Regions from separate parts of the Homo sapiens genome. Here region 2 is linked to region 1. The links are chromatin contacts, found by Hi-C in ENCODE. All regions are on one chromosome and are shown on one strand. The core of a region is the stretch at or near the end of the contact, and the rest is flanking DNA. Distances in the headings are between cores, read along the strand shown.

Evidence for each region. Hi-C counts contacts between places; a loop is a spot of excess contacts on that map. Pooled maps may share reads with other maps.
Region 2: a loop to region 1 is called in a map of ascending aorta, with 2.7 times the contacts of the local background. The contact joins two enhancer-like sites. A Hi-C loop is called at or near these places in 5 of 168 maps with a recorded cell type or tissue (IMR-90, aorta, ascending aorta and 2 more) and 3 of 50 pooled maps.

Annotation. Positions count from the first base shown.
Region 1 is chr13:105,332,949-105,335,984 of GRCh38, forward strand. No RefSeq gene overlaps it. Among named protein-coding and RNA genes, the nearest start is that of DAOA, 130 kb to the right of the region's middle. Within about 2 kb of position 1,508, at least 2 of the 41 ENCODE cell types and tissues checked have a DNase peak (open chromatin) inside an H3K27ac peak, as active enhancers do.
Region 2 is chr13:105,441,334-105,444,753 of GRCh38, forward strand. No RefSeq gene overlaps it. Among named protein-coding and RNA genes, the nearest start is that of DAOA, 23 kb to the right of the region's middle. Within about 2 kb of position 1,763, at least 2 of the 41 ENCODE cell types and tissues checked have a DNase peak (open chromatin) inside an H3K27ac peak, as active enhancers do.

The DNA.
Region 1 (3,036 bases), core at 258-2,757:
TACAAAAATGGAATTTCAAAGAGACTCTAGTGAACACAAAGAAAAAGAATTTCTCTACCGGCTTGTTTTTCAGATTCTTATTATTATTTTAGAGATGTCCTTCTGAGAGAAGGAAAAAGTGTGTTCTCAATAGGACTTAACACATCAAAGCAATAATCTACAACTCACCCATATTAATAGGAATGGACGAAATTAATTCAGATTCATTGACATTTGTATTTAAATATATTGTAGAATTCGATTGTCATACTCTTAACTGCTAAATTACATATTCCTTTAATACTAAAATACCTAAGACATTTTAGATAGATCAGAATTCAATGGTAGGTTATGTAACTACTCTAAAATTAAAGCCTTGCTCCAGATAACCTAAATGCTGATAAATGATAGCTAAATTGCTCTCACTCATCACCTTTAAAGACCCGGAATATTAAAATATCCCGAGAAGGCTGTGAATCTCAGTCCGAAATCACAGACGTGCAAGCATATTTCATTCTGAGTTTTCTATGGCATCAATTTAAGTTTGAGCTTAATACAATAATGTTTTGATTTCAGAGTCTTATGAAATGCCAAAGCATGTGTCTGTGTGTGTGTTTTGGGCTACGGACAAGGGAGGGCTGTCTCAGTCACTTCGGACTGCTAGAACACATTACCTAGACTGTGTGACTTAGACAACTGAAATTTATTTCTCACAGTTTTAATGACTAAGAAGTACAATATTATGATGCGGGCAGATTCACTGTCTTGTGAGGCCCTCTTCCTGGTTTGTAGGCAGCCTCTTCTCACTGTGTTCTCACAGAGTGGAGAGCGGCAACAGAGAGCAAGCTCTGACATTTCTTCTGAAGAGGGCACTAATGCCATTCATGAGGACTACACTGTCATGATCTAATGACCTCCTAATACCATCACATTGTGGGGTTAAGAGTTTAACACAGGAATTCTGGGAAGACACAGGCATTCAGTCTATAACAGAGGTCATTTGTTGTCTGTTCACTGCAATATCACAATAACATCCACTTATCCCTTGCCTTACAGGTCCTATGGAACTCCCAGCTTCTCTCTCTTTCTGCGCCATATTGGTGACCTTACATTTCTGTGAGGTCCTATCTACTTTGATTACCTACTCACTGCCTTCCTTGTCCACCAGTCAAAAGCTATACCTGGGTCTGCATTTCTCGGCCCTCTCTTCTCTTCCTCCTTTACCTAAATCATTCCTCTCTCTCCGATCTTCTTACATCAAGTGCACCTGCTTTTTCCCAGTGAACTGCTTTTTTTTCCATTGCACCTCTTTAAATATTGTACATTCACTTATACAGTCTTAGAGTTTGGAAAACATGTGAGAAACACTTTCAAATAACTTTGGCCTCTTTGGAAAAAGAAAATGAAAAGAATGCTAAATGAAAACAATGAATGTTTTAAGGCAGTATTCATCCACCGCTGAAATGGAAGTTAGACAGAGATTAGCTTTCTGGTCTAAATCTCAGCTTTTGTCCGGCTGGCTGGTGCTATTCATTTCCTGTTTGCCCCACACCAGTGCACTCCAGTTACCAGAACGGCAAGAGGGGATGTGTTCCAGAAACAGAGGGGGAAATAGTAAAACAAATGTGTGCTCCAATTACTTATTTTTATTTCTTGGATTCTAATACATCAAGTATATTAAACAATCAGATAGATTGGAGATGAAATTCAATAAATGTATCACAAAAATATGCCTGCTGCTTTGCATTTTCACTAATATAAAAATTAGTAATTTCTAAATAACTGTTGAACAATTTTTACCTCTTCCAACTTTGTTCTTTCAGTTTAGCACATGACTTCAACTATCTTAAACACAGCTAAACATTACAGAAACAATGTTTAAATTTTTTAGAAAAGTTAATTTTGCCCTGCAAATAAAAATATATTGTAGATGACTAAATCTAATTTAATTGTTTGAAGTCTCATCTTATTTAATCAAAATCAGGTACCAAATTCCTACAAGAGTGGAGTTTGTCCCATAATCTGGATGGATGGATGTATTCTAAATTTGTTCACAAGGGTATCTGAGAAGATATAAATAGATCAGTGGGTTAAAAAAAATAACCATCATTGTCTGGAAAATTGCTAAAAATACATTCAACAAAACAATGGGCAATAGCCCAGTAGTTTATTCTTAGAAGAACGGCACATTTATTTTTTGTGTAGGACATAAATGAAGGGCTCAAGTAACTTCCAGCTTTTTTAAGAAGTTATTGAGGAATCAAAATACCATAGAGTAGTAGTTAATAAGTCCATCTGTGCTCCAAACCTGGCCAGGTCACTTTATGTGACGCTATTTAGTTTCTTTGTGTATCAGTTTTCTCATTTTTAAAATGGTTAATAAAATGAATTTATCATATAGCTTGTAAGAGTAAAGGAGCTAATACAAGTAATGTGCTTAGAACAGTAAATTCCATGTAAAAGTCAGCTGTTAATAGTCTAACCAGCATTAAGAATCATCTGCAGAAAAAAAAAATGGGTCAGTGTTACTGAGCCTTCTGTAAATAAAGGAAGTGTCACTAAATGAAAACCTCAACTTGTCTGTGTGGACTGCGCAGCATTAAAATCCTTAAAAGTGACTACGGCTCCTTTGTTCTATAGTTAGAATTGCACGTAAGTCAAGACTTCTCTACATGTGTGTCTCACCTATGGCTCTGTTTCTCGTATATTACATTGTATATTTGTCAGTCATAATAGACCAGGTATTTTTTCAGGACCTCTCCTTGACACCTTGTCTTTTAGTATTTGCATCCCCAGGATCTAGCACTGAGTGTGGCCCCTAAAAATTGTTCAGGAAATACTTGGAGAATCTCCTAAGATCACTTGCGTCACCAGAGTCTCTGTTTGGCTTCTAGCAATGGTTTCTTCCATTCTACTGAGCATTTAGACCTCCTTGACCTTTTCTAGAGGCTCTTGAGAGCTGGGATTTTTAAGATTGAATACATAATCATCCAATGAAAATGTTGTTTTATTTTTCTTTTATTTTGAGATTTGCACTTTTTAAAAAATGCAGTTCTG
Region 2 (3,420 bases), core at 513-3,012, 110 kb after region 1:
GACAGCTCTGAAAGTCACAAATGTATTTCTATTTTTATATAATTAATGGTTCCTTTATGTTTATATTTCAACAGGGAATATTTGAAATATGGCAGATTAAAACTTGATGTCTCTTGAGAAGTTTATTTTAGCAACACCCATCATATTCGTGGTCTTTAGCTTTACTCAGTCTCGTACAAAACAAATAAATCAACCCTGAGAAGTTATAGATCTTAATCATAAGCATAACAGGAAATAGATTTGAGAATGAATTGTGTTGCAACAAATCTTCATGTGTATGTTTACAGATCTGTGTGCTTACGTTTGAAAGTTTGTGTGTATTGTGTGTTTTTGTAGGTGTGAGCATATTAAAATCGCAGGCAACCTCTGTATATGTACATATTGTGAAGCTGAAAAGGAAAATTAAATGAAAAATCCATCTTCTTAGAAAGTATATTTGTTCATAATTCACAACCACAGGAACAATTAGGCCCTGATTTTGACGTGTCAGAGGGTAAAACGATGTCAGATTTTGTGAGTTAGAGCTTTAGAATTAAGATTTCATGCACTGCAGGCGAAGCAATAAACACCACAGAGGAGAAGTTTCTAATTTTGGTTTTTATATTAGTATCCCAGGCCTCATCAGCCTGTGGGAAAGAGAGATAATAAAAATAATGTGTACTGTTTAAGATTATACATTTTCCAGTTCTCACGTATTTATGTCACCCTAATTTTCCATCAACACTCTTGACTACACTTTTATTACAGAAATTCTGTCATAAATGAAACTTACAGATGCGTTTAAAAAATACTGCCTCTTTAGCCCATGGCACATTAACATGAAATTAAGGTAGGGCAAATATCTGGATGGAGATCCAAATGCAATTAACATCATTAATAAGAGAAGGGATTTAACGGCCCTAAGAAGTGGAACTTGCCTGGCTGGTTCTTCACTAGAAGGCTTCAGGTCATCTTGACTAGAACGAGGTAAAGAGAAAATATCAAATTAAACAAAAACTAACTTCTGTGTAGACACTTTCTTCTCTTCTCACTGTGTACACATTTTATCCATTCACTGAGCTACAAGGCCCATTGCCAAGGTGCCCTCCACAATCCTGGTCTCACCAATGTTTTTGAAGGTGGGAGGAGCTATTTTTCTTGTTTTACTTAATTCAATACTTTAGTATTTGCTCTCATTTCTCTAAAAATCATTTCCATGTTCTTTGATGTATCCTCTCACTATTAATCTAGCTAACCTCTTTGTGGAAAAATACACCTTGTAAAGCTTTTGTATCTACTACAGAAACTACAGAATATCTGATCCATGGTGAATACTCAGAGAATGAATGTTGTGAAGAAACAAAATATCTGTCACACCAGACCACACTCTATCTATAATTGTTCCAGAAAGTTTTTATTAATATCACTTTTCCCATAATAAATTTATATAGAAGCATGTGTTGGGGGAGAACAAAAATCACAAGTCTTACTGGCATAAACTTTTTCACTGGTAGGAGAAGGTAAAATTGCCTCCAGCATTAGACAAACTGGAAATTAAATACAACACCTAATACTTAGTAACATTCTATAGGTTCAGTAGACTCTATCTTATTCTTTACTCACTAGCTTCCACAGATAAATGGAAAATATGATTTTTAATGTCATTACTTAAAAGTAGTTGGAGTTTGAGCATGGAGTTCAGCAGGCCACGTGGTAAAACCTACCACATGATGATTGTTCTCCTGCAGTTATCCTCTCCATAGCAACATAACATTGGTATTAACTCAAGCTTGATGATCACCAGCTCTTGGCAGTAATTCAAGGTATTCAGTATGACTCAAGTCTCTCAACAAAAGTTCCACCCAAACTAATGGAAGCAGGGATTATCTCAGGTTTCTGTAGTATCAGTCATCTAGAACTGAAGAACTGTAAATAATTATGTGAATACATTGCATAATAACATCACTGTTCTATAAGAGAATAAAATTCCACTTTCTCTGTTGATACAGTGTTGATCATTAAGGTCTCCTAAGGGTAATTAAGAAACACCAAAATAAGTTTTTGGAGAAAACCAAGGAATGTCCTTATTTTTTCCAACCACCAGATAATAATGATTTATTTTGGCCAACAGTAGACGGAATCCTGACTTAAAAGATGCACACTATTAAGATTCTACTTCACACATATGCTGTTCATGCCTTCTCTTCCTTCTCCTTTCTGTCTTCCTACTGACGTGAAATCTGATGAAAAAAAATCTTCTGCTTCTCTGGCCTCTTAGTCAGAGGATTATCTCTCTTCCAACCTTTATAACAAGGCCCTGCCATTGGGGACATCTTCTAAGAGAAGCCCTCCATCAGATAGTGACCCACACTTAAAGTCTGGCAACATTTGAATTCTAATGATCTTCTAAAAACTGAATATATGGCTCACACCTGTAATCCCAGCACTTTGGGAGGCTGAGGAGGGTGGATCAACTGAGGTCAGGAGTTCAAGACGAGCTTGGCCAACATGGCTAAACCCCGTCTCTACTAAAAATATAAAAATTAGCCAGGCGCAGTGATGTGGGCCTGTAGTCCCAGTTACTCGGGAGGCTAAGGTGGAAGGATCACTTGGGCCTAGGAGGCAGAGGTTGCAGTGAACCAAGATTGTGCCACTGCATTCCAGCCTGGGTGACAGAGTGAGACCCTATCTCAAATAAATAAATAAGTAAATAAAATAAAATAAAAACTGGATATAAAAGATTTTAATACATTAAAGATGACAATTAGATTGTCATATTTTAAACATAAAAATTTTACTTTTGAGAAAAATTTAACAAATATTTGAAGCTTATTTCTTAAATATTTGATCAGAAAAATAATAAAGGAGGGCATCTTAGCCTTTAGATGTAGGGAGCATTTCTTAGGGGCTACAAGTTGGAACTGAATGCATTTCCAAAATAGAAGTCCCAAAATATTGAACAATGGCAGTAATATGGGAACCAGAACACAACTTCACAATCTGTTTTGAAAAGACACACTCTCTTAGATATAGTTTAATCTGGTTAGCATTTGATTCAAGGCATATGCTTTAATATATTCTCATATATTAAACAAATGGCAAGTGAAAACAATAATATGCTAAGATATATTTTATGGTATAATGCGGAGAAGAGAGAGAATGCTTTAAAAGTATTCAGAAACCAAACCACTGCTGAGTATTTCAGTAATGACACACAATAAGTTTTTTCAGACATAGTCCTTAGAGCAAATTGATGACAGAGTGCAATCCCATGGAATCCTGAAAGATACATGAATCGTATCAACATCAATCTTCTCCACACCAAACCACCTCTAAAGTTTCTTCACATTTTAACTTTGTGAGTTTCTTGACATTGTAGCTGCCACAATTGAGATGATGATGGTAATGTTATTAAAGTTATGGCTATAAGTATCACCTCTC